2 separate regions of the Homo sapiens genome follow, and region 1 is linked to region 2. The links are chromatin loops, found by intact Hi-C in ENCODE. Cell type or tissue: PC-3. All regions are shown on one strand. Links, peaks and the distances in the headings refer to the core of each region. The heading gives the core; the rest is flanking DNA.

Region 1 (16,315 bases), core at 5,128-13,127, 52 kb after region 2:
GGGTAGACACAGAGAAGGGAAGGATGTCAGGAGGGTAAAAATTGGGATATGCAACTCTGTTTCATCTTCTCTCCTTCTCTTCTTTCTGTCTTTGGTCTAAGAAAAGCAGTAGACTTGCTGCTTGGGAGGTACCAGGGTAGGTCAGTGACTTTGAAAAGCTGGTGAGACGGTGAGAGCGTTGACTCATCTAGGCTCATAGATGTTATGGATCCTCTGGGCACCAGGGATGGGGGTACTTGGATGGGCATCGGGCAGTTTCTCTCCCAGACTTGCCGTCTTGTGATCAGCCAGGGTGGGGAATGAAAATGGGTCCAACAACATTAAGCCACAGCACAATCCTCCCTGATGTTGAGAAATCTGGCTGTGGACATGGAGAATGTGTTTGTGGGTACATTTTTGCCTCTCGAATGAACCGAATTTGCCATTGGCATTTACTGCCAGACTGTCGGGAATTATGTGGGGTTGTGGGGGGATTATGTGGGGTGAAGTTGAACAATTCTCAACTTTGGAATTGGGCAGACCTGAGTTTGAATCCAGATCATTTGCTGTTAGCATTGTGACCCTGGGCTATTGATTCAACTGTCTCCTGAGCCTGGTTTCTCATCCGTTAAGTGGGCATACAATTTCATTTACAATGGGGTTGTAAGAATGAAAAGATACACATTTGCCCAGGGTCTGGCACATGGGTATTTAATGATAGTCTCCCCTGCCTGCATTCCCTTTCTGCTCCCCATTCCCCCCAACATCCCGTGTTTCTGAACCCCCAAATTGCTGACTTTCACCAGGTTCACTCCCTCTGATAAACTCCCTCCCTTAATCTGCACAAAGCCCTCTCTGTGTGCCAAATGGACGGTTTTTGGACCAGTTTCTTAGTTGCTCCCAGCCTCTGCCCCCACCCCTCCACAGCTATCCCTCTGACAAATCCGGAACCATGGAAGTCCTCATTCTGAGATCCTCCTAGATTTAACCCAGCTGGAGTTAGTGTTGGGGGAGGCTAAGTGGAGGATTTGGCTTTTTTTCCTCTTATGCTAATGAAGTGAATATGGCAAGGAGTCACAATATTTTCTTTCCAGGCAAAGAAATGTTGTAGTAGGAGAAACAGCATGCAGGGGAAGCAAATGTGATCTCACTGGATTCTCTCAAGGGAGGAATAGGACAAATTGTCAGCTTCTGTTGAGAAGATAATACTCTCACTATGATAAATGCCAAGTTTCTATTGAAAACCACCATCTTAATGGTGGTGTCCCCAAGCACTCAGTGCTTGCCTGGCAGCCGAGACCAGAGGAGAAGCAGAGGAAAGCAGATATTTGTAGGGGGTTGTTTGTTTGCAATGAGAAATCAGTTCAAAGCAAAGGAGATGGTGCATTAAAAATGTTCTTTTAAGGCAGCTTTAAAAAGCTAACTGGAGTGCTCCAGTGTGGCCTGATCTTAAAACACACCTATGGGGAGACTTCCACCCTCAATAAATATTTCTTGCATATGACTTGAATTAAAGGAGGCACATGGGGCTGGAAGCCGCCCGAAATAATTTTCCCTCCCATAGGAAGCAGCCGCTGTAATTCACTTGCAAGTTATTTCAAAAGGCCTGTTCTGATAGAAATTGCTGCCTTCTCGTGGACTGGGATTTTTCTCGTACTGTCTGTGACATCCCTTCTTGACAAGGGTGTGTCCGCCCATATTTTACAATGCACCACTCCCTCAAAGAGCGTCTCAGTTTGTTGTTGCCCTTTTTGGGGGTGCTTATGCTGGTTTCTCTTAGACACCTGAGTGTGGCTGATCTGCCTCACAGCCTACACTCAGGGAGACCTTCAGGTTAGTTAAGGGAGTTCCTGGGGTTGGGGGGCTGGACGACAGTACATTCAGGAGCTCTAAGAATGCTGGTGATCATGGGAACAACTGGAGGGGGAGGAAGAAGGTCTCTTATCAGCTGCTGTTGAAAGGTCCTAAGGTGGTTGTGCTTGTCCAACCATCCTTGCATTCAGGAACCCAAGCTAGGTATTAAGCACCATGATGGGGCCACAGAGATGGGTGAGGTGGGGTGCCCACCCATGTGGGGCTTGTGGTCAAGGAGCAGAGATGGTGGTAAGCAGAATCGCAGTGTGGTATAGCAAATGGAGAGCCTGCCAGTGTCACTGCGAGGTGGGGACGGTGGTTGCTGCTGTGGAGCTCCTCTCCCAGGCCTCCCATCCTTTCCCTCAGCTGACTCGGCTGTTCCCTATGGTGGCCGCTGAAGGCAGATCATGTCTTCATGTGCCTCAATGCCAGCCTGAGCATTGACCTGGAAAAGGTGCTTGACAGACATTTATTCTGGGCTCCATAAAGGACCAGTGTTGCCATGGTAGGTGGAGGAGAGGAGGAAGCCCAGAGTGTGACTTGCCCCACACACCCCTGGATATCACAGTCCTGCCCCTGCCCATTTTGGAAAGAACCACATGGAGAGGGCTCACTTCCATGGACCTGAAATCGTGAGTTTGACTTTGTCATCAGCTGCAGAGCAAGGAGGGAGGCAGTTTACATCTGGATGCCTGCATTCACCTTGCCCAGAGATGCTGACTGCTGAGGATGCACCTCAGGGCTTTACAGATGCTCCCCTTCTTGCCATGTTCAGTCTCCTCCCTGAGATCTTACCCCTCAACCCCCAAGAAGCCACAAGGCAGGTCTGCTTGTTTGACCCATGAGTGGAACGGTAGATGTGATCTTTTCAATGTGAAAGAACCTCAGCGAACATTAGTCAGGGTGTCTCAGTTATAATTCAGTCTCATTATTGCCTCCCGGATGTGATTAACCTGGGATCTGCTCATGAAGGGATTTGGCCGCCCAAGGAAATGGACAAAGATGATGGATCAGGTGCACCTGGGACAGAATGACAGCTGAAGTCAGTGGTTTTCTGCTAAACCCATAACTTAACCACTGGTTGAAAGTCTGTATCAGGTGTCCCAAATCAAATGTATTGATTCTAGATGCCTTTTTGTAAAGAGGCAATAAAAAGAAATACCATTTATTTTCACAATTGTTCCTTCCTCCCTGTGTCTAGGAATTACAGAGTCATTGTTATTATTCCTCCTCTCATTCGTAGCTCCAAGTACATAGAGAGCAGGGCTTGACACACTTTGTCTGTAAAGGGTCAGATACCAAATATTTTAGACTCTGTGGGCCATACGGTCTCTGTCCCTGCTACTCGGTTCTGCTGTTGTAGCACAAAAGCAGCCATAGACAATATGTAAATGAATGAGTGTGGCTGTGTTCCAATTCCACTTTTATTTACAAAAACAGGCAGCAGGCCTGTGGGCCGTAAGTTGCTATCCCCTGTTATAGACAGTCCTAGTCGTCAACTTGACGTCTCAAAGAAAGCAGCGATTTCATAGAACTGAGGATATTTTCAGGATCAGTAATAAACTTTAGGGGCATGGCTATGCTCATTTGAAATAGTCATCCTTTTAATGTAGGCACATGTCAGAAAGGTACATTGTATTGTCTGATGCCATCCCTCCAAGATATTTGGAAAAATCTTTTGGAGTAAGTAGCTGCAAATAATAAGGACTAGGGAGAGTTAAGAGCAGGCATAAGCCCCTGTCAGTCACATAAGGTTTGTTATAGTGAATAGGCAAGGAATGATCATTTTGGGGTCTTGCTTTTTTCTTGGGCTGTGGGGTGCTCTTGCTCAAGGACAGGTGCTCTGTGTGGACGTGGTAGCCACAAGCTAGAGGATTGTACCCACAAACGTGTGCAAAGGCTTGCTCGTCATGCAACACTTATCTGGCCACATTCCTGAAAGTGGAAGGCCAAAGTGGGAACTTTTATGCAGCTTTATGCGACGGGTCCTTGACTCTGCTCACTCACATCTATAAGCTGAGAATTTGGTGGTAATCACTTTTCTAAAAGAGGAAAAAATGGATCCACATGGATTAATCTGCACTGTTTAGGTCTGTAAAAAACCAGTGACATTGACATGTCAATGAAAATGGTGGAAATTAACACTTGGAAATTTTTATATAAAACCTTTATTGAAAATTCAGTTAAACATTCACACACTAAAAAGAGCTCTATATTTATAACTGAAAAACTCAATTTGATGCAAGCTGCTTATTTCTCCATTGTGGTCACGTGGGCTGAGGTTCTTAGTATGAAATGTAATTTACACAAATTAGTCCAAGGCAGGTAGAGTGTGAAATTAAATTGATGCCTTGATTTCTGTATTCTCTAGTTAAGTGTTTCTCTGAAAATTCGTCATTTCTGTCCTAGGAACTTTAAAGTATGGAGGTTTTCTTTTTTTTTTTTTTTAAATAGAGCAAAGAAGTTCTTACTGGTTAAGGACATGAAACAACCTTAATTACAGGCTAAAAAGGCACGTTCCATTTTGTTTTGTGGCTAAATATTAGAGTGACCCCCAAATTGGGCTGCCAGTAGAGGTAGAAAACTTGGGCTTTAACGCAATTATTACATTTTTCTTTTTTTTTTTTTGAGATGGAGTCTCACTCTGTCACCCAGGCTGGAGTGCAGTGGCTCAGTCTCAGCTCACTGCAACCTCCGCCTCCCAGGTTCAAGCGATTCTCCTGCCTCAGCCTCCCGAGTAGCTGGGATTACAGGTGCTCATCAGCATGCCTGGCTAATTTTTTTTTTTTTTTTGTATTTTTAGTAGAGAAGGGATTTCACCATGTTGGCCAGGCTGGTCTCGAACTCCTGACCTCAGGTGATCCACCCACCTCAGCCTCCCAAAGTGCAGGGATTACAGGCATGAGCCACTGTGCCAGCCAGCTAGTACATTTCTCAACTAGCTGCACCAAGCCATCTAATTTCTTTGGTTGTGATGAGAACAGGTTAGGGCTGTTAGCTGTGTAGACCTAGAAGGGGCTTTGCAGACCCTTTTACAGATGAGAAAACTGAGGCTCATGAATAACATTCTGACCTTGGTCTCTTCGGTCAGGACGCCGTGGACCCTGGCTGGGCCTGCTTCTGCCCCTGAGTCCGCACTGCTGCCTCTCACTGAGGACAGTTGTCGGTGTTGGTGTCAGATTGTGTCAGTAATCGTAGTAAGAATGAATCAAGTATGGGGTATCCTGGTTCAAATTTGATAATCCAAGAGGAAGGAGAATCACTACTTGCCCAGAAATAATGGAAGGCCAAGATGATCTGACGACCTTGTAAGGAGATCACCAGTGCTCTGGGACTGAACCCATCTGCTGGGTCCTGGGGTAGCTCTGTTGACTGCCCTCTGCTGAAAAGGAGTCAGGTTGCACCTCTAGGGTCCAGGACGCAGGTGATTGCATTTTATCAGCATCTTTCTCACAGGCCACCCTCCAGCAAGGTAGACATGGGTCAGCCCTGCCAACTTTGGAATGAATCATTTCTTTCAAATAACTAGCGACTGACGTTCGGGGCAGTCTGAAAAATGAATTATGGGCTCTCACGATTTTTATTTGTCCATGGTGGCATAGGTGGTATTTATCTCTCTTGTCCTTGCTCTCCCCCACTTTTGGAGCCTTTGTCTCTGTCTGAGTCAGCATGACATGGTTTGAAAATTGCCTGTTTGGCTTTTAATGATGATTAATGTCCATAGCCATGTTTCAAATTTAGGATCTCTTGAAGAGTCTCCGAGACCGTTACCAAGAGCAACCTGCCGAGGGAGTCGGCGCAGAGCTCCGTACTTTCCCAGCCTGAATTAGATTCCTCCCAAACTTCTCCATCTTTCCACCAGCACCCCGTGGGCCCTTCTTGGGTCTTTGACACCAGGAGCTGAGCTGGCCTGCCCATCTGGCAAGCTCCAACCACCCTCTTGGGTTAGTGCCTGTCCCATGGGCTATCTGGAAGGGTCACTTTTTCTTGCTTCTTCCTCCCCACCCCCAAATCAGAGAGGCCAATGAGGAGCTTAATTTCCTCAACAGCAGGTGTCTGTCATCTATCTGAAGATAGTTGCCAACATCTGGTACAATTGCCTCCGCAAACGCAGTAACAAGGCGGCCTGCAGTTCAGGCGCAGAGCGAGCATCGCCGCTTTAATGATAACAAGCTGTTGGCCTCCCCTCTGAGATGAATCCATCTCACAGATGTTTGTCTAGTTTTGGCAATCGTATTGCACTATAGCTTTGGTGATTATGCTCGACTGGAGACTATTACAATAAAAGAAGTTTGAACTTGTTCCATTTTTATACCCCACCCCCTTCTCCCCTGTTCTGAGGTATAATTTATATCAATGGCTGTAATATTGGTTCCCTTACTGAGGCCTCTTTACTTTTTATGATGTCGGTGGAGCTGCAGCTGATAGCCTGGCTTCCTCCACAGGTTAATGTGTTTTGGCTCCATCAGCGCTTTTAATGTCCACGCTTAATGGCCCCGTGGCAGTCCCCTCACCCTCTGTCAAAGCGCATGTTGACACTGAGAGGTCATGTGATTACTTTGACGGAGTATCTCCAGCTGTAGATAGTTACAGCTTGTGTGTGTATGTAGGGCGTGAACATGGGGCGTGTGGAAGGCCTGATGCTTGCACAGGACGGAGTAGATCAGAAGGAGAGGTTTTTCCTGAAGGTGGCAACAGTAAGAGACAAGGCCTGGGAATGTAGAACCTTCTAGACTACTGGTGGACTTCCTCTCTGCCTCTCTCCCTCTGTCCCTCCTCCCCATTCATTCTCCTCCTCCTCCTCCTTCTCCTCAGGCACAGTATACTTTTACTGAGACAAAATAAATAGTCCTGGTGCAGTGGCTCAAGCCTATAATCCCAAGACTTTGGAAGGCCGAGGTGGGGAGGATCGCTTGAGGCCAGAAGTTTGAGACCAGTGTGGGTCACATAGTGAGACCCTATCTGTACAAAAAATGTGCCTGTACTCCTAGCTACATGGGAGGCTAAAGCAGGAGGGTCGCTTGAGCCCAGGAGTTCGAGGCTGCAGTGAGCTATGATTGTACCACTGCACTCCAGCCTGGGCAACAGAGTGAGGCTTCATCTCAAAACCACAAAAATAACAACAAAGCAAAATAAATAGAAATCACACCTTGGTGAAAGGGCATTTGGAGGCCTGTCAGGTAGTTTATGCTGCAGTGTTTGACATTTTGGGCTTTAATTACACAGTGGTTTAATATTTAATACTATCAAATGTTACACAGCTTTACAATTATAGTTCTACATATGAAAATTGAAAGGAACTATCAATCCACTCAAATCGTATTTAGTGATAGTAAATACCAGGTATTTTAAATAATAACTCTCATTAATTGCATCTCCACTGTGTACTAGGTACTACACGAACTGCTTTTATTAGTAGATAAATGGGGCCAGGTGCGGTGGCTCACGCCTGTAATCCTAGCACTTTGGGAGGCTGAGGAGGGCGGATCATGAGATCACGAATTCGAGACCAGCCTGGCCAATATGGTGAAACCCCATCTCTACTAAAAATACAAAAATTATCCGAGCATGATGGCAGGTGCCCGTAGTCTCAGCTACTCAGGAGGCTGAGGCAGAAGAATCACTTGAACCCAGGAGACGGAGGTTGCAGTGAGCTGAGATCGCACCACTGCACTCCAGCCTGGGTGACAGAGTGAGACTCAGCCTCAAAAAAAAAGATAAATGGGTAATTCTTACAGTCTCCCTGTGAGGTAGGTATTCTTTTGTCTTGTCACAGGTGAGGAAAATGAGGGTCCGGGACAGGAAAGTACATGCCCAATGGCACAAAGCTGCCAAGGGACAGAGAGAGCGCTCAGTCCAGGGCTAGCAAACTCCAGACCCATGCTCATTCTCCAGCCATCATTGTCACCGCTAACCCTGCTCGTGGTCTGCTTTGATGTCATGGAAAAATTGGCCCATCTGAGATGTGGCGCATTATATAAATCAGTACAGCGTAAATCACCATCATCACTTGACATTTAAGCCTTTTTTTCATTTTAATTTGGATATTACTTTGTCAAAGATTAGGCAACGTAATTTTGGCAAGGTGTTATTTTTGGCAGTGCACTTACGAATGGGTGAGTCAGCCTGGCTGTGGATGCATCATTGGTGGCAGGGCACCATGGGTTTCTTTCTTTGTCCAGAAATAGACACTGGTCTCTGGACTGGTGACACTTCAGGAGGCTCCAGATGACTGTACTGGGTGCGTGTATAGCAGCCTTCTATGAGGAACTAAAGGGGCCACCTCATCTTGGCCTCTAGATAGGACTCTATTCTTTAATGAGTCCTTCAGATATGTGGGTTCGAGTCCCATAGGGAGAGAAAAAACTTTTCCCAAAAAGTTAAAATAGAGTGATCTTTTGTGATGCATATCAAAATAAAAACCATGGGATGGCTTATGAAAATTAATGGAATTAAATTTCCCAGAAATGGCTAAAAATGTGCAGCTTGCAACCCAGCAGTTTATTAAAGACTTGAGAACATTATCTTCGCCATTCGAGTTAGATTTAAGTATATGCTTTTAACCTGGGCCACACACAGTAATAGAAGAAGCCCGACAGAAATGTAAAGACCTGCTAATTTCCTTTGTGATCTTGGGCCTCGTCTTACTTCTCTGGGCCTTGGCTATCTTTTCTACAAATTTCGGCTTTGTAGACATTGGATGAGATTTCAGATCTCTTCCAGCCCTGTAGCTGCATTCTATTCTGTTGGCCAGCGCCTGCTCATGCCTTTCCACAATTGAAGTGTCTGTTGCGTGGATCACCATCACCATCCTCCTTCTGTTCTGAGCTACATCCCAAGTTGCCCAAAGTCAGGTTAAGTCCAGCATAATTTGCCATTTGTTAAAGTATGCCTGTTGATTTGTCATCTTTCCTTCTTGACTTCCCTCCCTCAGCACAGATCTCTCATGCCAGTAGTCAAATATAAAATTTTTCATACCCACCCAGCGTTTTGCATGGGTTCTTCACTCTCTCCTGCCCGCCCCTCCTCACCAAATGAGTTCTTTCTTTGCGAAGCTGGAGCCAAACCACCAAAATGCCACAAAGACATGTGGCGCAGCTTTTTCCAGTTTTTCTCTTGCGGTAGTTACAATATTATTAAAAATCCATTAAATTTTAATGTACCCTATAAAATATGTGCTCTTGTGAAAGCAAGCACAGATAATTATTTCTGATGAATAAACCAAGAGGACAAGTATGTATGAAGTTCATGCTGCAGCATTCAATTTTTATTATATACATCTCCTGCAGGGGCAATCACTGTGATGTTCCAGCTGGTTGTGTGGAGGGCTGGTTCTTCTCAGAGATCCTTTGGGGCAGCATGAACCCTGAACTCTCCGAATGTTCTCAGAGCTTGTTATTACCTGGAAAGAGAGAGCCCTGTGTAGGAGCTGTCTTCTGTTAAGCTCTTCAAACAAAAGAATGAAGGACTAAATGAATCAGGATGAGAAAAATGCAGTCTCTCTAATACTCCAAGGTATCCTTCTGGGATGAGGAGGGAAAAATCAGACATACATTTGAAGATCTTCTACCTAGTAGCTCTGTTCCCTTGAGCCAGTCTCTTAGCTTCTCTGAGTATTTGTTTCCTAAATGGGAGATGAGCGTTCTCTCTGCCTTGGGGCTTAACAGAGGCACAGAAGAGCCTGTGTCTGGCTCAGAGTGGGAATTCTGACTTGCGGTTTCCCTCTTTCAGTCTTTTTCTTCTTCTTCTGGAGATCCTTTGAAAGTTTTCTCATAGCTCCAGAAGTTGGAAAACAGAGCTGCTGCCTGGCCTCCTGGAGTCTGTGTGGTGTGAGGCTTGGGAGCCATTAACACATGACTATCTAGTGTCACAGCTGCTGGCTCTGGACATCTCCTGATGCTTCAGGGGTGGCTTCCATATTGGTTTCCAGAGGCTGCATGCACCTGCCAGGTGGATGGAAGTGTTTCCCATGGGAGTTGCTGGGCCCCTGTCTGCCTTCTCGGGGTGCCTGTGGCCTCTGTGCCTGATGACTCTAGGGCAGGGGTCTGATGACTCCAGGACAGCCAGTGTCATCCCTTTGCTTGCAGATGAGGTGGCTTAGAACCAAGAGGGAGGAGCTTAGCCCAGCAGACCCTCCTGGGATTTGTTGGAGGCTGTGCTTGGGAGTCGGACACCTGATCTGCTTTGCAATTTTATGAGGTCCAACTTCTGATCCTCAGCGAGGCCCCATTTCCTTCCTGGGGCAGGGTTAGTCATCCGGCCCTGCAGGAGGTGGGGCAGGACTCAGGAAGCACTTGGAATGGCCTGGAAATCATGGGCTATAAAAGCCTTTCTTCCCAGGGTGGCGGAGTGCACTACTCTCACATTTAATCCTGCCCGGTATCCTGAAGAGGGGAGGGCCAGGGTTGTAGGTGAGTTGCATGGAGTTATTCTGGAATATTCCACAACTACAGTTGGGACTCAGCTGCTGGGATCAGTGGTGAAGAAAGTCCCACATTTTGCACAGAATTGGGTGATCTGTAAATGAAGGAAGTTTATTTTTAACAGCATTATGATTTTGTTTAAAAACGAAAAGACATACTAGAAAAAATTAAATACATAAGTAAACAGAGAACTAACAAATCCTCTCATCTCATCACCATGAGATAACCCACAGTAACATTTTGGTGTAGGCTTCCAGAGGTCTGTCTGCACATATATAAACTACGGTTGTGTACACTTTTATATAAATGAGATCATATGTGGTGTTTGCCAGATGGCCTTTTCTGGTCAGTAGTATGTCAGAGGCATTTTTCCATGTGATTGTACCCTACATGGTCATATTTGTTGCCTTCATTGTTTCTGTGATATCGATGCACTATGATTGACTTACGCAAACCCTTAGTTAGGATCATTTAGGTTGTTTGCAGTATCATTATGATCATTGTTTGGTATTATAGCCAGTTCTGGCAGGACCGCCCTTGTGCATGCATTTCTCTCCTGCTCCTGCAATACTTTTGACCTAGCAATTCCACTTCTAGGAATTTACAATAAGGAGATAATAATACGTTTTACAATTTGCTATTTATTGCCAAACTGCCCCACAGGGAGGTTGTACTAATTTACATTTCTACCAGTTAAGGCAGCATAAGAGTGAGCTTGAGCTTTTGGTCTTAGGATTTTTGTGCCCAAGTCTTTCTAAAATTTACATTCCTCTGAAATTTGTCATATGGAACATTTTTTTTTAATATTGAAGAGTGAGGAATCTGTTATACCTTGACTTTTAAATACTTGTTACATTGCCTCTCTGTTCTCTGATAATCCATGAAGTTGTAAATGGTTTTGACTGAGTGAGATACATGCAGGAGAGTTTCAGGATAGACCGGGGGTTGTGTTTCTGTTTCAGATTGTCATCTTGAAACAAAAATGGTGGCAAATAAAATGTTTTCAAGTGGATGTGTTTAGTCGTGATTTTTAATGGGTTTTTGATCATTGTTCCTAGCTGCATACCGGTTTTGTCCTAGACAGGATATAGCTGAAGACAAATACTGACTTTTTCCTTCATCTAATACATTTGGCAATTACGTCTTGCCTTGTGAAAGCATTACCATTGTTATTTAAATTTTGCATTGCTCTTTTAAGATAACGTTCAGCTTGTTGCCTGTTTATCTCTTCCCTCCTGCTGCTCTTGTGTGCGTCCTCACGGCACATGGGGCAGTGCCCTACACTCAGTAGTCACCCAGTACCCATTTTGGGATTTTTCTCCAATTATAAAGTTTTAGCATTAGGAGGTCTCTGAGAGTCAACTTTTCCCCAATTGTAGACATGTTTTTGATCTTACATACATTTTAATTTATTTTTTTCATTCAGTAGTAAATGGTTGTTGAGTGCTTTTGATGTACCAGGTGCTGAGGTGACTGTGCCGTGACAGTGTCCCCATCCTCGTGCAGGTGATGAATGGGTGTCCATACAGCCTTGGAAATGCACAGGCCTGGGGCACAGGCCTTTTTCCTCTCCTGTTGTTACCTTTTACATCTGCATTTGATAAAAACCTTCTCCAGAGAAAGGCTTAGAGTTCACAGAACCTTTATTTCAATGGAGGTCTGCAGTGTTCAGCGTTAGAGTGAAGATTTTCATGAAGCATGGCCTGACAGAGAAGTGTTTGAGGAAGAGATTAAATGGAAGCAAACTCTTTCCATCTCTTGGGGAAATGGGAGATGCGGGTGTCCACTGGAGCCAGGGCTTCTAAATTTTAAAATCACTTCTTCACCAGGCTGAAGCCGGGGTGCCCCCACGGAAGGTACTGTTGAATTGCTTCGAAGGTTTCTCATTGAGAGAAGCTCTCTGTTTCTCCTAGTTGGGACTGGCATGAATAAAAGCAGAGGCCAGGCGTGGTGGCTCACATCTGTAATCCCAGCACTTTGGGAGGCAGAGGTGGGTGGGTCAGCTGAGGTCTGGTGTTCAAGACCAGCCTGGCCAACATGGTGAAACCCTGTCTCTAATAAAAATACAAAAATTAGCTGAGTTGTGGTGATGCATGCCTGTAATCCCAGCTACTTGGGAGGCTGAGGCAGGAGAATTGCTTGAACCTAGGAGGTGGAGGTTGCAGTGAGCGGAGATCGCACCACTGCACTCCAGCCTGGGTGACAGAGTAAGACTCTGTCTCCAAAAAAAAAAAATAAATAAAAGAAAATAAAAGAAAAAATGTAAAGGCAGGAATGTGTACAGGACCTCACGGGATGTGGGGAAACCAGCCTGGTTGCAGTTGAGGGTATGAGTGGGACCCTACTTCTCTCCCGCTGATGAATGAAATGTATAAAACCACCTTCCTCATTATGTGGTCCTAAGGCTGAAATGAGGCCACGTACGTAAAGTGTCAGACACACTTTACATATGGGGGTTAGTAAATGTTGCCATGTCATTAATTATTAATACATTGAATTACAAAGTTATTTAATCCAGCCTCTCCATCCAATCCATATGGGAATCTCATCCGCAGTATTCCTGACAAATTTGATTTGTTAGGAATCTCTTTTAATCTTTCATATTTGATCGGCTTTTAATGGTTTAAGGAAGAACATTTCAGGAGTAAAAATCTGCTTCCCTGCTTAAAGAGCACATAGTTCCTTATTTTGGCTTTGTGAGCTCTGCAGTGGGACAACTCTTTCCCTTTCCCACATATTTTGAATAATTCTTTAATATATATTGACATAGATATTACTATATATTATATAGATTAGCTATATAGACATATAAAAGATATTTTCACTGTCTCAGCAAGGGGAATGCAGCAGGAAAACAGGGTGATAGTGGGGAGAAAGTCAGCAAGAAAACGTGAGCAAAGGAATGTTTGTATATCAGTGCTTTGATATACATGTTAGTGGTTCTCAAATTTGGCTATATATTATAATGATCTAAAGAGCTTTTCAAAAATACAAATTCATGGACCCATCTTTGGAGATTAGATGGTAGGACTGTGGTAAAATCTGAACATCTTTGTTTGTTTTTATGAGACAAGGTCTTACTCTGTCACCCAGGCTGGTGTGCAGTGGCATGATCGTGGCTCACTGAAGCCTCCATCTCTGGGCTCAAGCAATCCTCCCACCTCAGCCTCCCTAAGTGTTGGGATTACAGGCATGAGCCACCCCACCTGGCCTTTATTTTATTTTATTTTTTAAAAGAGATGTGGCCTTGCCCTGTCACCCAGGCTGGACCCATGCTGGAGTGTAGTGGCCTGATCATGGTTCACTGCAGCCTCAAACTCCTGGGCACAAGTGATGCCCCCACCTCAGCCTCCTAAGAACCCAGGATTATAGGTGTGTGCCACTGCTTCTGGCTGGGCATCTTTTTTTAAAAGTCCTAATGTACAGCTGCAATTGTGAAACATTCATTACCTGTTTTCATATTTAGAATGAGGGTAATCCTTCTAGAGGCACACAAAGTTAGCTGAGTAGCAAAAAGCTGGGTCTCAAACCAAGGTCTTCTAATTTCAAATATCATGTTTTATCTACTTTACCATGAAGCTGAATTGTGTGAGCACAATTATGAGGTCTCCTTTGCCTCCCACCCTCGCTGTATTGTCCATTTTCCAAGGTAAACACACCCAGTTCTTTCAGTTCTTTTTACTCTGTGATTTCAGTGCCTTCTGCTCTCCTAGTAATAATATATTTACCAGCCAGCATATATTTATGATCAGTATACATTTGTGATGCATTCTATGGGCCAGGTACAGGGCTAGGCATTGGGACTCCAGAGTGCCTGGAGGAGAAGATCCCCCACGCTTAAATATAGTACATTTGACATAGTCCTTATCCTTAGTGCCCTCAAGACCTTTCCCAGCATATCTGGCTCTTCATAACATGGAGAGCTAGTGGTCCTTCCTGGATCTGCGTGTCCTCAGTCTAACCCCTGCAGATCTCCCTTCATGTGGGGAGGGCCTTCTAGATGGCACCTGGGCTATGCCGACTTAACCCTGCATTTCAGGCTGATCCCACACAGCCTCCAAATAGGCACTATTGCTCTAAGGTGTCTGGGAGAGAAAAGGTTGGCCCCGGTTTTGGAAACTTTGGGGTTTTGCGTGTGTCTAAAAAGATTATCTTCAGTAGTTTTGCTCTCCCAGTGAGAAAAGGAGAGGCTGATCATGTGCTGCCAGACACTGGGCAAAGGGTGATGTTTGTAATGACCATCCAGTGACTCCTGCTGCCGCTGTCCTTCCTGCCTGGATGTTTTTGGAGCTTCCGTCTACTCATTCAGCATCCAGGGAGGCTGTGATGAAGTAAGGACCATCTGTTAGGGACCAGATAGCAAGGACATTTGCAGCGCATTGAAGGTTGGCCTGGATGACCAGCAAGGGTTTTTCCTGCCCTGCATGCCTGGACTCCCACCTCCCCACCCCTGGTTAGGCTTCCTGGTTGTGGGGAGTCATAGCCAGTGGAGCTCTAGTCTGTAACAAACACACCATCGGAACAACAAACCCTCAGGTCTTTCACATTGATTAGATAATTAAAAAAAAAAAAAAACAATTAAAATAGCTAAGCAAAAGGGAGAATTTCCGGTCTCATCCTGGAGAACCAGCATTCTGGTGTGTGTCCTTCCACACTTTGAGCGCATTCACTCTGCAGTTGTCACACTGGTGATGAACGTGGACACTGGGAGCAGGCAGGCCTGGCTGCCATTCTTGCCCCCATCACTTCCCAAGTGTGTGACCTTGGGCAAATTCATCTGTAAAATGGTGATTCAGTAGAAAGTATTTGATAGGATTGGGAGTCTTAAGGGAAACAGATGCATGGAAGTCCTCAGCAGAGGACCTCACACACAGTGAATTCTCAATCCGATGTTTATTTAAATCATATGTGCCTTGTTATTTGTAAGGATGGAACTCCCTGCAATGTCTTGAGGTTGTTAGCGTGTGACCATGAGTACTAGTACACAGTGCCCATTCATTGGAAATTCTGTAGCCACCGAAGAAAACTCACCTCAAAGTGAAGTGATGCTCTTTTGATGGTAAACACCATTGTTTTGCTGCACAGTAATTAGGCATGAATGGCAAACAGTTCACATCAGTGATTGTAATTAATTAGTATAAACATTTTTTTTTTCCAGCCAAATCTCAGTCCGCCTTCTTTCTCTTATCATGTGGTTGTCTGGTGTTGGTAATCAGTGTCCACACTGCCCCTGGGGCAAGTTCCTTGAAGGCAGGAATGGCAGTTTCTTCTTTGTACCCCCTGCCCCACTCCTGGTCTGGCAAATGGGGGCTCAGGAAGTGCTGGTGCTGCAGGACAGCTGTTCCTTCATTCACTCAAAAGTTCTCGTTAATATGCATGCCTCTAAAGCAATGGCCTTATTTTCATTGGATTTATTTTTCTTGTTCTTGCTCTTCACCTCTCATTTTCCCATATGAGAGACTCCGGGGCTGCACTCAACAGATTCTGTCTGTCTGTCTTCTTCTCAAGGCTGGAGATCTCTAAGCACCCACTTTTCCCTGGCCCATGTGCTGGTGGCCCTGAGTTTCTAGACTTAGCTTGCCCTCTGACCCAAGGATGGTGGCCCAAGTTGGCAGAGGTGGTGGGAGGAAGCAAGGCTGTGGTGGTGGTTGGGTGGAGGAATCAGAGCATAGGGGGTCCTCTGACCATGAAGATGAAGGAGTTTTCACTGTTTATAGAATCTGCATTGGCTGTCCTGCCCGCCTCTTCTTCCTGAATTTGGCACTGGTTATGATTTTAGGAGCACGGAGAAGACTCCTCCAAGAATTAGAAACAAACAAATTCCATTTCCTCTCTCTTTGGCTGTAAAGCCTTTAACTGAGGACCACGTGTTTTATTCCACAATTGGGTGAAATGCCCTCAGTTGCTGAAACCCATTCCATGTCAGATGGTATCTCCTGCCCATTCATTGTGACCCTCCCGTTTTGAAGAATTTATCCCTCCAGGCCCAGTTTTTCTGTAACTGGCACAGATTCACAGGTGGGAGCCCAGGCAGGCTGCACTCTAGGCATCGGCCCTCT
Region 2 (16,315 bases), core at 3,721-11,720:
TTAATTAAACGGCATCAAGGATGGCAGAAACTTTGTAAAGCTGCAATGCATTGTCAAATTCAACAATTATTTCAAGGAACACAATCCACAGATGGTGTCTAATTGATAAATTAAGGTTCTGCTTCTCTAATGGGCTTGTGTTTAAGCCCGTTTTCCACCCATACAATAACCATCACCTCCAGGATGCCCCCTTTCCCCTCTCCAGCTTGGACATCGCTGCAAGAAGAAAGCAACCCAGCTCCCCCAGATGACATTCGGGAAGCCTAGGGTTGGGTCCTGAATGTTTAGTGGGAAAGACCTCCAGCTCCTTTTCCTGTGATCCCAAGCTCCCTTTTGGGATTGAGTCTTGTCCTAAAAACAGAAACAATAGGATTTCTTCGGGCCTGTGTGTCCTTTTCTGCTCTGCTAACCCGGATGTGTTGCTCAGAGATGGCTGGGTTATTTATTTATTCATTTTTTTTTTCTTTTTCCTTTTTAGCATTGCTGACTTTCTTCCTCCATGGCACAGGATTTTTGCCCAAAACAAAAGTCTCAATTTATTTGTTCTTTAAAAAAATAAAAACCACACTGAACAAAAACCTCTGTTTTTCAGAACTTGCTTCCTGTCTGTTAATAGTAGATACCCAGCTAACTTACTTTTATTTCGTAAGAAAATATTTGCGATCTCCAAACATCCAGTCATGTGCAGAGAAATGTATCCTGTGTTGAGATTTCATTTGAAAGGAAACCTGAAGATCTTGGGTGTTTACCAGAACTTCATTTTGCAGATGAGAAAACTGAGGCACAATGGTTTTTTATATACCTTGCTTTGGGACTAGTTCTGTGAAACATGATGTTTCTAAAGCTGGAGGAGAGGCAGTTGAGCACATCTGGGCTACCTACTTTAAATGGTTATTTCATCCATTCGTTTGTTCTACCAACAAATATGCATTAGGTACCTTAGCTTTTCTAAATGCTAAGGGGAAGTTCAGTGGTGAAGGAAGACACTATTCCTGCCTGCGTGGAGCTCACAGGAAAGTGTGGGGAACAGATACTGCACGGATCCTATGAGTAGCTGTATCAGTACAAGTTGGGATGGGTGTTCTGCAGGCAGGGTAGAGGGTGACCTGGGAGTGTCTACTGGGAGACATTAGGAGGGTTTCTCTGAGAAATGACTTAGCATTAGGAGGGATGGGAGGAGCCTTCTTGGCAGAGGGGATAGTGAGCTCACGGCTCAGTGTACCAGAAGACCCAATAGAAGGCCATGTGGGGGAGGAGATAGTGTGAGAAAGGCTGGCAATGAGCAAACAGAGAATGTTGTCCTGGGAGATGAGCTTCCACATATTGTGCACTTACTGGACAGTATACCTGGTGCTGTTCAGAACCTTATACAGCCCATCTTGTCTAACCCTTACTTTATTCCTAGATGTATCTCAGTATCTTCTACAGATTGTGGCACATAGTAGAGTCTCAGTAAATGAATCTTCCCAATGTTGACTATTTTTTTTGAGACAGAGTCTCGCTCTGTCACCCAGGCTGGATGCAGTGGGTGTGATATCGACTCACTGCAACTTCTGCCTCCCCCGGATCAAGGGAGCCTCCCACCTCAACCTCCCGAATAGCTGGGACCACCGTTGTGTACCATGCCAGGCTATTTTCTTGTATTCTTAGTAGAGACAGGGTCTTGCCGTGTTGCCCAGGCTAGTCTTGAGCTCCTGAGCTCAAGCAGCCCCACCCGTTTCGGCCTCCCAAAGTGCTGGGATTACAAGCATGAGCCACCATGCCCAGCGTTGGCTATTATTATCCCAACTTTTCAGTTGGGGAAGTTGAGGTGGACTGAAGGTAAATCTGCTGGCCCCAGGTCCGAGACCACCGGTGGGGTGGGTTTCTGTGCTGGACAGCATCTGTCTCCCCCAGCCTGGGCCCTTCTCACGCCTCTTCCCTCCCCTGAAGGGATCACACGTTTGAATGACTTGGAGACTTGGAGACACATTCTGTAATTCATAACTCTGACCACATGCTGCTCTTAAATTTCCACCCCGTGAAGGAAAGAAGAAATGAGAGACAACCCCTAACTTTTTATTTTTACACATATAGTAGAGGTGGAGAGGGCCAAGTTTACAACAGAACCTTTGCAAAAGCAGCAGCCAGGGCTCAGGACCTCACTGGGTACCCTTGGCCTTGTCTTTGCTCCCTACGGGTTGTCCTGGAACAGGAAAGCAAAGGGGAGGAGCGAAGAGGTGGGGACAGCCAAGGAACAGATCATATTTACTTATTTGTTTGTTTATTTCTAACGAGTAGCTGTGGGGAATGCCACTGCAGAACCCTTTCTAATTGCCTTTTATTTATTTATTTTTGCCATAGCGTGGGTGGCTTTTGAAATTGCACGTAATTTACGGAGGCGAGGATCCTGTGCCTGGGATACCAGATGATGTGGCTGAATGGCTGTTGGCTGTTTATTTGCTAGTCTGTCGTTACCAACACAGTATTCTTGAGTTCAGAGGCACAACAGTGTTTGATCCCCCTCCTCTCTCCTATCTAAATATATCCAACTAGTCAATCAGACTTGGCAGCCGTCAGGGCTGTGGCTGTCAGATTGAGTTTGCCTTGGCTCCTCTGAACTATTGGCTTGTTTTCCAAGCTCGAAAGTGTATACAAATAGTGATATCTAAATTAGACTTGCAAACACACACCCAGGTAGGGGCCCTGAAGGGGAAGAATGAGGCAGCATTTTGGTATGAAAATGACATTTCCTTCTCCTCCACTATCTGTTGGAGAGCACAGACGAAGCTACACTGAGGGGAATGGCTTCACGCTTGGTGAACAAGATGCGTGGGTGTGTTTTTCTGAATTGTGATTAAAATGTTTTTTTTTCCTTCAAATTTTAAGTTGTATCAGGAGATACAAGTGGAATATTAACTCAGTAGATGGGGGAGGTCTGGAGTGTCTCCCATCTGCTTCCCTTCTGAAGGGATCTCAGCTGAACTGAATGAGGTATATGTTGTGAGCAGTTAATATACGGTTGGTCCTTGTGATGTTGTTGTCTTGGCTGAGGATTCAGGAAGACTCTTGGGCCTTGGAGAGGCCTTTGGTTCCATGGCCTGCCCCATTGGGCCGGAACAGCCCCTTTCCTCAAAGCTGCCTCAGGCTTTTCCTGTAGCTTAGGAACAGCAGACCGAGCTCCTGGGCCCCTCCCTGGAGGCTTATTAAGGGGGATCAGTGGAAAGAAAATCAGAGCATCTTAAATCCCTACCTGCAAGGTACCCTTAATTCTCCAGGGAGAAACCTTTTATAAATAAATGTCATGAGTGCTCATCCCCCGAGTTGAAGCTTATCTGCAGAGATGCTTCACTCCGGGAGAGAGGGTTGGAGTTGCCATTGTGAAGGCCTGTGTGTGTAGAGGTACCATGCTGCCACCAGGCCATCCCTCTTACAGCTGTGTGGCATCCTGGAGGCCTGGGTAGGAGACGGAGGGTGCCGCAAGTTCTCTTCCAGTGATGGGGAGCCACAGGTGGTTTTGTAGGGTTCCTGGGTCTTAGGTGGTTATCAAAAGCATTTCACAGACATATGTAAGATAAAGACCCTGTCCTCAAGCAGCTAAATGAATGAACTAGAACAGTGGTACCCAAATTGTGGTTCGGGACCCCTGGGCATTCCTGATAACCTTTCAAAGAGTCTGTGACGAAGTTTCTTAAATAATAATTTTAAGACTTTGTGTTTTTCATTCTCATCCTTTTATGAATATACAGTAGAATTTTTCATAGGCTACATGACCTCTGTTGACATCATAGTTCTGGTGGCTAATGGAATATGTGTATTTCTGTGTTTAAAAATGTCTCAATTTTGGCTGAGCGTGGTGGCTCATGCACTTTGGGAGGCTCCCAGCACTTTGGGAGGCTGAGGCGGGCGGATTGCTTGGGGTCAGGAGTTTGAGAGCAGCCTGGCCAAAATGGCAAAACACCGTCTCTACTAAAAATACAAAAATTAGCTGGTCATGGTGGTGGGCGCCTGTAATCCCAGCTACTCGGGAGACTGAGGCAGGAGAACCCTTGAACCCAGGAGGCAGAGGTTGTAGTGAGCAGAGATCTCACCACTGTGCTCCCACCTGGGTGACGGAGTGAGACTGTGACTCCAAAAAAACAAAAACAAAAAAGTCTCAATTTTGATTTCTAATATGATAAATATTGAGAGATATAACACACATAATTCTCTTTGGTGGTCCTCATGTTTTAAGAGGGAAAAGGTGTCATGACATCAAAGATTTTCAGAACCGCAGAATTAGAATATCGGCAGATAAGTGGCAAGTTGAAGTTATATGCTAGGTACTAAGGTAGGCAGAGCTCTAGGGGTAGATAACAGGTGCTTGTGAGTGAGCTGGAGAGGAGATTGTCAGGGAAGGCTTTCAAGACAAGTGGTTTTCTTACCTCGGTTTTGAAGGATGAATAGAAGTTTACCAGAGAGACAAGGAAGGAAAAAGCATTCTAGAAGGAAGGAACGGCATGCCTGAAATATCAGTGTGTCAGCTTTTCCTCCCCAGTCTGTGGGGGTCAGAAATAGGGTCACCCTGGCCTCACCATGAGATTTTTTTCTACTGGGAATTTCCAAAATAGGCTGCATCTCAGAGTCATTTGGTGAGGTTTATGGAAATACTGGTGAAGCTAGTTCCCAGGTGTGCTTTGCTCTACTGATGGTTGGTAGCATTGTTTACCTCTGGTGGTGGGAATGACAGGGTGCTGTTTGTACCATTTTCGGTTCTTTTGTTGAGAGTGACGTCACAGTTGTCCTGCAGCAAGCCAGGGTTATGCCACCCTGTCAGCTATGCCAGAATGGCAGCAGGTGTCACTGGACACATACCATTCCTTCTTTACACCATCTATCAACCTACAGTGGGGAAAGGGGCAAGAATACAGCATAATGAGAGGGGCAGCCAGTTGTAGCTCGGGGACCTTGGATTCTAAGCAGCATGACCTTGGGAAGGGTCTTGAGTCTTTGAGCCTGTTTGTCCTCTTAGGAATAAAGCAGGTTGGACAGACCTTACTTAATAGGCATGCTTAAATCTGCCAGGGAAAGGGACCCTCCTGTTGATGAATAATTCATTCTGGTTTTGTTCCTAGAAAGTATTCCATGGGGCACACACTTTCTCAGCTGCTCTTGGTTTTGCAAAGGAAGATACTGACATGTTCAGATTAAGAAATCGTAAAGCTTCTGAACTACTAAGGAAGGGAAAAGAGGGGCCCAGGGCCCACATGTGTGCCAGGTGCTGATCTGAGGGTTTTTTGTGACTCATCTCATTTAATGGTCACGCTGTTCCTGTGAGTAAAAGCTGTCATCCCATTTTATAGATGAAGAAACAGAGGCACAGAGAGGTTACCTTAATTTGCCCAAGGTCACACAGAATCCTGGTGTTCAGGCCTCATGCCTTCTGTTCTTAACTCCATATCCTGTGTCCCTGGGAAAGGAAGGGGCCATAGTCTGGAGTGGTTTCCAGGAGAAAAGAGCCAGAGTAATCTCTGCTCTTCATTTCTTAACAAGAATAGAAGACAGAATAAAGGGCACAGGGATAAAGGATTGTTAACCAGACTGGCAAATCAGTAGACTAATTAAAAATCAAACACCTTAAAACACTGTCGCTGGGTTAATTGTAAACCAACAATGAAACGTTAAAATTTGCCCAGCCCATGAGTTTGAATGATTAACTGAGTGAGTTAATTTCAAGCCATTGGTTTGAGTAGCCGTGAAAGCTGAGGTTAGTGGAAGGGGAATCTGTGTGTTCTTTCCTGCCCAGGCCTGCCCTGGTGCCTAAGGTCTTGTGATTGTTGCTGCTGTTTGCGTTTTTAATCGAAATATCTTAAACATTTAGGCAGAACCTCACAAATGCAGCTAGATTGTGGAAAAGGACAGTGTGAATCAGCAAAGAGTAGGATTACGTATATCTTTCCAAATAGAAGAAATGCCATTCTGTTTTGCAATATCACAGAGTCCTGGTAGCAAGAAAGGGCCCTTTGGAAAGGCCTTTTGCCTTCCAGTGTTTGACCCAAGGCTGCTGTCCCATCTGTGGCCTCTGTTGCTCTCTCATGTTCTTTTCTGCCCAGAGACCAGGTCTGGGGGTGTTATCAGGAGTTAGTCCTAAGACTGGAATGAGACTCCTGGGATTCAATGATGGCCAGTTGACCACAAGATGTTTCTGTTAGGTTTTAAGTTGAGATTCTGCTACGCCTGCTTTGATGGCTAGGTAACACTCCTCAGCACCAGGTGATGGATTTAACCTCTGTGAGCTGTGTTTCTAACCTGACTGGGCCCAGGGATCATGCTGGGAAAGTTATGGACCCTTTACCCAGAGACTTGCGCTACAACACAGCCACATACAGCTTTGCACTGAGGGTCAGGATGCACAGATCCCTGGTGCTCAGACATGAATGGCCTTATTAGAGTGAAGAAACCCTGTGTTGAAGTCACCAAACAGCTGGACTTTAAATGTTAATGTTAATATTTCACTGTGACTTATATAGCATTTTATTTTTTCCAGAGTTCCTTACAAGACAATCTGATTTGATCCGCAGGAGAATCCTGTAAGGTCAATTATATAGTCGCTCTTTTATATATGACGCATGCAGTAGGCTCAGTATCTTCCCTGAGTGTTGCTGTTTTCTTGTTAATTTGCTAAATGGGCTTTTAAAAAGGAGATAAATGTAAATTTCAGCCCCGTAAAATAGATACATCTCAAATGCTCGTGACTCAAATTAATTAATTAAAAAACAGAATAAAACACCACTCCAGCCACAAAACATGGCAAGGTTGTAATGTTTATTCCATTCAGCCAGTTGATGGGGTAAAATTACGAGATTGGTCTGTGATAAAAATGTTTTTAACTCCAACTTAGACGTTTACAGAAAGGAGAGACTTGGGCAGTTTGTTTATTTAGAACATTGATTACTGCTTCTGCCATGTTCCTCCAATCACAAACACTTGGGAAAATTTTGGAAAACTGCAAGAACTAAGTAAAAATCCCCCCAACGCCACTATTTACCATTCAGAGATAACTGCTATGAACATTTCGGTACATTTTTTTCTGTCCTTTTTCATGGCAAAAAAAAAAAAGGGCAAAAAATTATATAGAGACACAGGTATACACACACACACACACACACAAATCATTGGCTAACCTGCCTTTATAACTTTATCATATTTTCCTCATTCACTGTTTTTATGTTGTGGTTTTTATTGTCTATGTGGTGTTGTGACTTACAATTATACTTTATTTGACCAAAGCCTGTTATTGAATAGTTAGCTGGTTAGTGATTTATTATTATTATTATAAGTAACATTGTGGAATATCCTTGTACATAACCCCTTAGCAACATCTCTGATCACTTCCTTAATATGTTTACCTAGAAGTGGAATTTTGGGGTTAAAGGCTATGGATATTTTGAAGGAGATTTTACATATAAATATATATGAAAAATATATAAAGGAGCTTATATATATGAGATATATAATCTCCTTTACAATATCAAAAAATTTGTAATATATATACTTATATATAATCTCTTAAAATTTTTTTTATCTTACATTGGCCCTCCCGATAAGGAGAATGGTACTATTTTCTAACCTCACCAAAAGTTTGAGAGATTAACTTAATTTAAAAAAAATTACTGTTTTTGTAAAAATGATGTGTTTATGGTAAACATTTTTATATGTGCTGAAGGGGAAGGCTTAATTTAAAAAGATTGGGGTTTCTTGGATCAACTTGAATTGCTTATTTTAAACAGCCCTCTTCAGTGTAGTTTGGCAAAGCTCTCTCTTTCGGGTTTATTTGTTTACTTACCTACTTATCTTCAACACACTGACCTACCCACCTGTGTATCTTATTTGGTTAACATTTATCCAAGTTTGAAGATGGAAATAGTTTTCCTCTGAATCAGAACTTTCAGTGTAACTGTTCCAAGAAACCGCCACCACAGATGTGGGAAGAGGGAAGAGAATGAGGAAGATTCCTGCTGTCTTTTTACCGCTTGGGTTTACAAATGTGGCAAATTTGGAAAATGTCAAAAAGTAGGAAAAATAAAATGAAACCTGAGATCTCACCACACAGAAATAATTATAGTCAACATATTGATATGTTTTCTCTTTTTGGAGGAAAAAAGTTACAGATGAACAGAAATTTGAAAACAAGCTGTGCCTATTTTCTGTTTCTTTTATTACACATTTTATTATCAATGAATACTTTCTGCTGTAAAAAATATAAATGATACAGAAACCAATAGTAGTGTTCCCCTTTCTAGAAGAAACTATAAAAGGGTGTACTGTTCATCGCCCCTATTCACGCTTTAAAGGAGATGTCCAGCTCCAGTTGAAAATGAAGTTTTCTTACCTGGCAATCTGGTGTTTCTGAATGTGATTTGAAATCCGCCACCCCAATGAGAATGAGGACAGTTTTGTTTTTTTTTCCTGCCAAGAGGGATCGATCGTATTGATTAATTGACTGCAAAAATAAATTCAGAATTATGAAAATAAAGGGCATCTGGATTTAGAATTACCAAATATGGCTGGGCACAGGGGCTCACGACTGTAATCCCGACACTTTATGAAGCCAAGGCAGGTGGATCACCTTAGGTCAGGAGTTCAAGACCAGCCTGGCCAACATAGTGGTAGAGACATATCTGTCTCTGCCAAAAAATACAAAAATTAGCTGGGCGTGGTGGTGTGTGTCTGTAGTCCCAGCCACTTGGGAGGCTGAGGCACGCTTGAACCCAGGAGACGGAGGTTGCAGTGAGCTGAGATTGCGCCACTGCACTCCAGCCTGTCAAAAAAAAAAAATCACCAAATATTAGGTGTGTTAAGATCCTGGGAGATCAAATTTCACCCTCTCATTTTACAGATAAGAAAACTGAGGCCCAACAAACATTAGTAATTGCCTCACCCCAGGTCAATCAGCCAGTTAGGAACAAAACAGATTTCAGGTTCTAGTTTGTGTCCTTTTTTCTTTTTAAATGAAGATATTGATCTATTTTTTAAAAACAAGAACAAAGGCCGTGTGTTAGTCTAGTTTCAGTTGCAGAGAGCTGAATCCACTCCCATCTGGTTTAAGCAGAAAGGAATTTGTTTGAGGGCATTAAAATGCTTCCAGAAATCATCAGGAGATACACGGAAACCTCTAGGTTGTGCTTTTGGGAACAGCCCTCAGAGCTATGCAGCAGATCTGGGTCTTCAAATACCTACTGTCTCTTCTGTCATCTGGAAGTCCCCACCAAATTGGGAAGATGGTGCTACAGCTGCCAGGTTCAGAACCACAGCCGCACTGTCCCCATCCGAAGGCCTCCATGGCTGCCACTGTCCTGCTGTGATCTCCAGCAAAATAGGTTCTCCATGACTAGTCAGTAGAGACAGAGGATATTGCTGCAGAATAACCTAACACCTCCCTGGCCATGTTGCCAGGGGAAATAGTTAAAGTACAGAATATACTACTTTCCCTTTCATACCTAGCTGCAAGGGAACCTGGAATATTACTCCTTAATTTTCCAGATCCTGCATAACAGAAAGGCTTATGGCGAGGAGGTTGGACTGGATGATGGGGACCGATTTACCATGTCTACTTAGTAAACAGATCAAATGATAAGAAATAGACTTCAGTTCTGTGTTATGGCCATGCAAGGTAGACTGGCAGAGAAGCAAAAAACAAAAACAAAAAAGCAGCCAGACAACTAGAGAATTGTCCAGAATTTAAGACAGACAAAGACAGAAGCTATATGCAGAAACATAGCGTCAATAGGGTGGCAGCACTACATTGTACTGTTTTAGGATATATCATTTGAAGTCCTGTTGCATTTTTGCAACCCTAGGCATAAGTGGTATGTGGTAGTTTATACTTAATGTGACTGAAATTCAATTCAAATCCAATTCCAACTTGAGTATTGAAGTTTCCCTTTCTAGCCCTTGAACTTGTATCCTGATATTTGTCCCTAAAACTTTAACTTCCTCAATATTTTTTTCCTGCCCTTTTCCTGGTTTTATTTACCTTATACTATTGAGGAACCTACATTTTCCCTCAAAATCCAAAATTTAAAAAGATGCTTGACAGGAACAGTGGCTCACGCCTGTAATCCCAGCACTTTGGGAGGCTGAGGCAGGTGGATCACCTGAGGTCAGGAGTTCGAGACCAGCCTGGCCAACATAGTGAAACCCCATCTCTACTAATGATACAAAAAATTAGCTGGGCATGGTGGTGCAGCGCCTGTAATCCCAGCTACTCGGGAGGTTGAGGCAGGAGAATTGCTTGAACCCAGGAGGCAGAGGTTGCAGTAAGTCGAGATTATGCCACTGCACTCCAACCTGGGCGGTAGAGTGAGACTTCATCTCATAAATAAAAATAAATAAATAAATGCTTATCTTTGATCTAGCAAGGAGACCACTTAGCATTTATTCCATGTCCAGTTGACATTTGGGATGTGCTTTAGGCAAGATGGCAGCCAGAGCACTAGTCTTGCCTGCTATGGGAATGATCATCTTGGTTTCCATCTCTTCAGCATCTCTAGTGAGACTTCAGGACATCCCTGAACATTCCCCATACAGATCGAACATCATTATTTGCTCTTCCTGGTCATTGCCAGCTTGTTGGTGTGGCGGCTGAGTGCTTGGTGTTCACACAGCTCTGAGTTTAGATTTGCCTGGGTTAATGCAGCATCTTTACTAAATGGTGAGGCTTATCCACAAACATCCAGCATGACTACATTGAAAATCAGACTTATGGAAGAAGAAGGAAGAGAGCACTAGATAGAGGGTCAAAAATGGAGCGAGAGATGGCACAAAGTGTAGTGATCAGCAAATTTAAGCCTCTGACAAGCGGTGGTCAGCAGCCTTCCCAGGCCTCTAGCTAGTCAAGTAGGTCAGCCGCACTTCCCCCGTGGCTGTTTGTAAAACATTCTGCTTTGTGGTATAGAGCCAGGAGCCGAGGAGAGGAAACTCAAGAGGCAAAGATGCAGTTCTGTCTTCAGAGGCATTTATTTTCCTATTCAGGTGGGTGAAGCCTTGCCAGGAAACAATTTCTGAGCGAGTAGAAATGGTGATGGAATACGGAGGATTGTATGCCAGGCAGCATGGAAGCCATGGGATCACGGCGTGGGGAGTGGGGCTGTGAAGCCAGCCAGAGCTTCTTGGAATAGTTGAGGGAGGAGGAGGAGGAGATGATGATGTAACATTATCACATTCTTCTACTTAAGAATTCAATAATGACTTCAGGCAGTGTTATTAAGGCCTGCCCAGCAAGAATGGAGGCACAGAGGCCACTCTGAGTGAACATATTTGGGGGACTCTGAGATACAGCCATTTCGGGGAATGGGGAGTGGTGTTGAGTGCAAATAGGAGATAAATTTAGAGATAAAGGATGACGAGACTCCCCTGCCCCCATCCTTCTCCTTTCATTCGCGTTGCCCTTACAGGTAGATGTCTGTTCCTGTAGCCAAGGCACCCCAGGCCGCGTTAGCCGATGCTCACTCTGACCGCCCAGGAGCAGCAGGCTGAGTCAGCCTGTCCCGCCTTTGAACTTGTGTGCAGCTGCTTGCTTTAATTAGGTGATATGTGGGTTCCCTTATCTTCCTGAGAGAAGATTTCTCGCTTTAGGTGATCGGCTATTGACGCCAATGTGGGATTAGAGTTCCTTCTCTCCAGTTTCCCCTCAGGCCCTGTTACAGGATGTCTGAGATAGGAAAATCACATGTTTGAACAAGTGGTGGGTGAGTTGCTTGGCAGGTCGTCAAGACTGATACCTCCAGTGCCCTTTCAGGTTGGCAAAGCACATTCACATAGAATCTGATTTGATCCCTGGAGAAAAGGTATACAATACTTTGGAAATGTCCCATTTCATAGATGAGGAAACGAAGGCTCAAAGGGATGAAGAGTCTTGCTCAGGGCCAAGTAGCCAGCAGACAGCAGGTCTGGGAACCCTATCCCGGTCTGGATCCAATTTATTGCCCTCTCCTTCAGTGCAAGCTGGTGTCCACTTGGACTTGGTTTTCATTGCTCAAATCCCTTCTCGCCTAGGTAGGGAGCCCCTGAAGGGCACACAGTCAAATGGGCCAAGCACGGCAGGTGAGACCCTGACTTCTCATGACCCCGTGTTCTGGAGTTGGAGAAACTTCTGCTAGATTGACTGGAGATCTGGGTTTTCGGTTGTGATTTTTCCATTCTCCTAAAGGTAGACAGCAGAAATAAAAATCCTGAGGCCCACCGTTGTCTTCCTTACCCCTTTGAAGAGTTTTCTGTTTATGAGCAGCTGATTGGCTCAAACTTAGCCTTTCAGAAATAGCGTCTTCCTCTTTTGGGAAAATATGGCATCTCAGTTGCTTTCTGGACTTGAGAATATCTGCCCTTTGCCTTTGGGCAACATTTGCTGCCAAGACCTGCATGTCAATAAGATCCCACCTTCCCCTGGGTTCCTCCCACCCCCGACCCAGGAAAGGGGAAGAACATGGTCATTCTGGGTGTCACGTTGACCTGCAAGTGCCTTTTTTTTTTTTTTTTGAGACGGAGTCTCGCTCTGTCCCCCAGGCTGGAGGGCAGTGGCGCGATCTCGGCTCACTGCAAGCTCCGCCTCCTGGGTTCATGCCATTCTCCTGCCTCAGCCTCCCAAGTAGCTGGGACTACAGGCGCCCGCCACCACGCCCAGCTAATTTTTTGTATTTTTAGTAGAGACGAGGTTTCACTGTGTTTACCAGGATGGTCTCGATCTCCTGACCTTGTGATCTGCCCACCTTGGCCTCCCAAAGTGCTGGGACCACAGGCGTGAGCCACCGTGCCCGGCCCACAAATACTTTTTTAACCTACTTGGGATAGTCAGTTCAGAAGGAAGGAATGAGCCAAGCCTGACTTCCCTCAGGTACGAGTCTGCTAATCTTTAACTCTGACTTGAATCAGGGCATCCACTTCTTTCCTTAGATATCCTTCTGCCCTGTTACATCACCTCATGTGTTGCATCACTGTGGCTGGCTCCACAGTTGGAATTCTGTGTCGGGGAAAGGACAGGGAATTTGGGGCTCTGCCCAGGTGAGCAGGGATTCTCCACAGTTCAGTCCAGCAAGTGTTTTTGGAAGGGAGGCCTCCTGTGCTTAGAGCTTCATGCCCCTTCACCTTCTCAGTGACCTGCCCTATGGAAGTCATCATCTTTACAACAAGGACTTCTGATATATTTGACTATATTTCCCTGGATTCTGCAAATGGCAGAATTTGGAAAGACATGCATTCATTTGTTCCCCCTTGCTCTTCATTACTTTAAAAAAAAAAGCTAATTTGTTTTGATGAGTAGTAGAGGAGAAGGAGGATAGAACTAGATAGAACCTGTCTTCCACTCGCTCCATCCCACTTCAGAAGTGAAGGCATGGCCAGGCACAGTGGCTCACGCCTGTAATCCCAGCATTTTGGGAAGCCAAGGCGGGTGGATCACGAGGTCAGGAGATCAAGACCATCCTGGCCAACATGGTGAAACCCCGTCTCTACTAAAAATACAAAAAATTAGCCAGGCGTGGTGGTGTGCACCTGTAGTCCCAGCTACTCGGGAGGCTGAGGCAGGAGAACGGCGTGAACCTGGGAGGCAGAGCTTGCAGTGAACCGAGATTGCACCACTGCACTCCAGCCTGGGTGACAGAGCGAGACATCATCTCAAAAAAAAAAAAAAGAAAAAAAAAGTGAAGGCATTATGGACATTCTTTTTTTTGAGGCGGAGTTTTGCTCTGTCGTGTCCCGGGCTGGAGTGCAATGGCGCACACAATCTTGGTTCACTGTAGCCTCAGCCTCCTGAGTATCTGGGATTACAGGCATGTACCTCCATGTCCGGCTAAATTTTGTTTTTTGTTTTTATTATTTTTTTTGAGATAGAGTCTCACTCTGTTGCCCAGGTTGGAGTGCAGTGATGTAATCTCGGCTCACTGCAACCTCCGCCTCCCGGGTTGAAGCAATTCTCCTGCCTCAGCCTCCCGAGTAGCTGGGATTACAGGCGAACGCCACCACACCCAGCTAATTTTTCTATTTTTAGTAGAGGTGGAGCTTCACCATGTTGGCCAGGCTGGTGTCGATCTCCTGACCTAGTGATCTGCCTGCCTTGGCCTCCCAAAGTGCTGGGATTACAGGCGTTAGCCACTGTGCCCGGCCAATTTTTGTATTTTTAGTAGAGGCAGGGTTTCTCCGTATTAGCCAGGCTGGTCTCAAACTCCTGGCCTCAAGCCATCCGCCTGCCTCAGCCTCCTAAAGTGCTAGGATTACAGGAGTGAGCCACCATGCCCGGCCCATTTCTTGTTTATCTTCTTAATTTCTTAGTTTGCCCAAGTTTAGGGGTGTTGGCATACCAGGCTTTGAGTGTGGTCCACTGGGGAGAAGGTTCCAGAGTGAACCAGCCACCCATGAGGAAGGACTTGCCCCAAACTGAATTATCCCTCTGTGACTCTGCACCCAATGTGGAATGACTGGGACAGTAAATGAGTGGAAGCTGCATTCTTCTCACAGCGACATGGGCCCAAAATGCTACCTGTGCTAAGTGGCTGAGTTTGTGTTATATGTGAGCCATCAGCCTGCGTGTGGGGTCTGCAGTCCTCTGACAGGGTTCAGTTGCCTACCTGGGTCTATCTCGCTTTTGCTCTTTTGCGTGTGTTCTGCAGACCGACCAGAGGTTGTTATTTCACTCTCCATCCCCTCATCAAACTCACCCACCCCAGACCCTTCAGGAACAAAACCCTGACATCCTCCCTCATGCATTTGTTGTGATCTCGTGTGGCCCTGCTCTCAGCTCACCCCACTTCTCTTGGCTGCCAGGTTTCCGTGTTTTGAGAAAAACCTAAAAAAACTACCACCTGCCTCTACTACTCGATCTACTTTCCCCAAACCCTTCTCTGAGTCAGGGTTGAGTTTTCCCTCCCGCCCACCCTGGGCTGGGGGAGATGTGGTCTCTCACTGGTACTTTATGGAAGGGTGTCTTTATTCAATTTGACTGTTGCTATTATGTGGCGAAGCCTTCAATAAAAGTCGTGATTTATGAGATGTGTGTGGCTGTGGTTGTTTTTTCGTTTTCTTTCTTCTTTTTTTTTTTTTTTGCTTTGTCATCTATCAGGGAGAGAAAAGCCAGGCCTGATACTTTCTTGGCATATCCTGTGTTCAGTTAAGAATGTCAGCTGTCGGCCATCAGGAAGTTACTTCTCGGATTGGCTTCTCCTCCCTTTTACCTCTCACCACAGTCCCCTCTTGAAACAGGCAGAGGCCCCTGCTGTCCTGCAGGCTGGCGATAAGGGGCCTGCTGGATGCTGTGGGGAGAGAAGTGGGGCCCCTGGAGTGGCCCCTCGCCCTCTTAACCCTCCTCAGTGGCTATGCGTTCAGCACCCGGTCAGCTCTTGATTGTTTAATAGGAAGAGGCAGGCAGTGCTCTTCCAGGGGTTTCCAGAGTTTTCTTTGTTCTCGAATACGGTGACTCCCCACCCCTCCCAACTTCTCTTTGTTTTTTGGCCTGGCCACTTTAGAAATCCTTTCTTTTCTTTCTTTTTTTTGTTTTCCTTTTCCTTTTTCTTTTCTGCAAAGTATGTGCATGTTAGATAAAGGCTCTTGAATAGAAGGCCTAGCATATTGGGTATTGGCTGCTGAAAATAGGCTAATTGGAGATAGAAGCAAGTTGTCACAGAGGTGCCGTGCTAGGGGGTGGGAGGAGGATGAACCCCAGCCAATGCCAGGATGACTGTTTCCACCTCTCCCCTCTTCCCGCTCTTATTATTAGCTGTTTGCTGAAACGCACCCATGTCTTTGTGGAGCCACCCACAATAGCATTAACCACGTTGTGCCCTGCATCTTAAGCACCTGGTTAAGGCCCTGTTCTACGTCTGGAATTGGTCCATGCTGAGCCCCCAGAGCGTGCGTAAATCAAGTCTTTAACCCACAGCGGGCGGCCTGGGCAGGACCGTGGAAGGTAGGCCTGCTGAACTTGAGTGGAGTGTGTGCCCCTGGGTTTCTAAGCGGCGGCTTCTGAGGCAGAGCCACCCAGACTTTCATTTTGGTTAGTAGCGGTGCTTGTCAGCAAGTTAGAAACTTGGAAGGCCCCCATCGTTCTGGCCTCCTAACAGGGAGAGTGAAGCGGGGGCAAGCTGGGGGACCTGTAAGTGCCCACTGGGATTTATTCAAAGTGAGGTCTTTAGACAGTCCTTGGTGAAATGTGCTGGACTAAAGGGTTAGTCCTTCAGCCCCCTACCCCCAAACAACCAAGTGGATGTGGGTTTTGCCTTCTAGATACCAACAGTCTAAGAGGGCAGGGGGATTCTGCTTTTGTGAGCACCTGGGTGCTTTGAATTTGGACATCTGTTACTCTTCCAGC

The links. Hi-C counts contacts between places; a loop is a spot of excess contacts. Peaks named below come from ENCODE experiments on the same cell type or tissue, not always from the same donor. Only the 100,000 strongest peaks of a DNase experiment are listed, where the experiment ranks them.
Region 1: a loop joins it to region 2, with 5 times the contacts of the local background. A loop is called at or near these places in 9 of 110 quality-filtered maps.

The regions. Positions count from the first base shown.
Region 1 is chr17:57,414,920-57,431,234 of GRCh38, forward strand. The region is part of intron 6 of MSI2 (musashi RNA binding protein 2); the gene reads left to right. Among named protein-coding and RNA genes, the nearest start is that of MSI2, 170 kb to the left of the region's middle. RefSeq lists enhancers at 7,846-8,025, 9,909-10,203 and a silencer at 7,875-8,075. In PC-3, for the core only: a CTCF peak has its summit at 5,202 (motif pointing left); DNase peaks (open chromatin) are centred at 5,362, 8,012 and 10,072; H3K4me3 peaks cover 410 bases; H3K27ac peaks cover 6,625 bases.
Region 2 is chr17:57,364,444-57,380,758 of GRCh38, forward strand. All of the region lies in intron 5 of MSI2 (musashi RNA binding protein 2), which reads left to right. Among named protein-coding and RNA genes, the nearest start is that of MSI2, 120 kb to the left of the region's middle. RefSeq lists an enhancer at 15,116-15,770. In PC-3, for the core only: no CTCF peak of the experiment used is centred there; DNase peaks (open chromatin) are centred at 5,888 and 7,888; H3K4me3 peaks cover 817 bases; H3K27ac peaks cover 2,911 bases.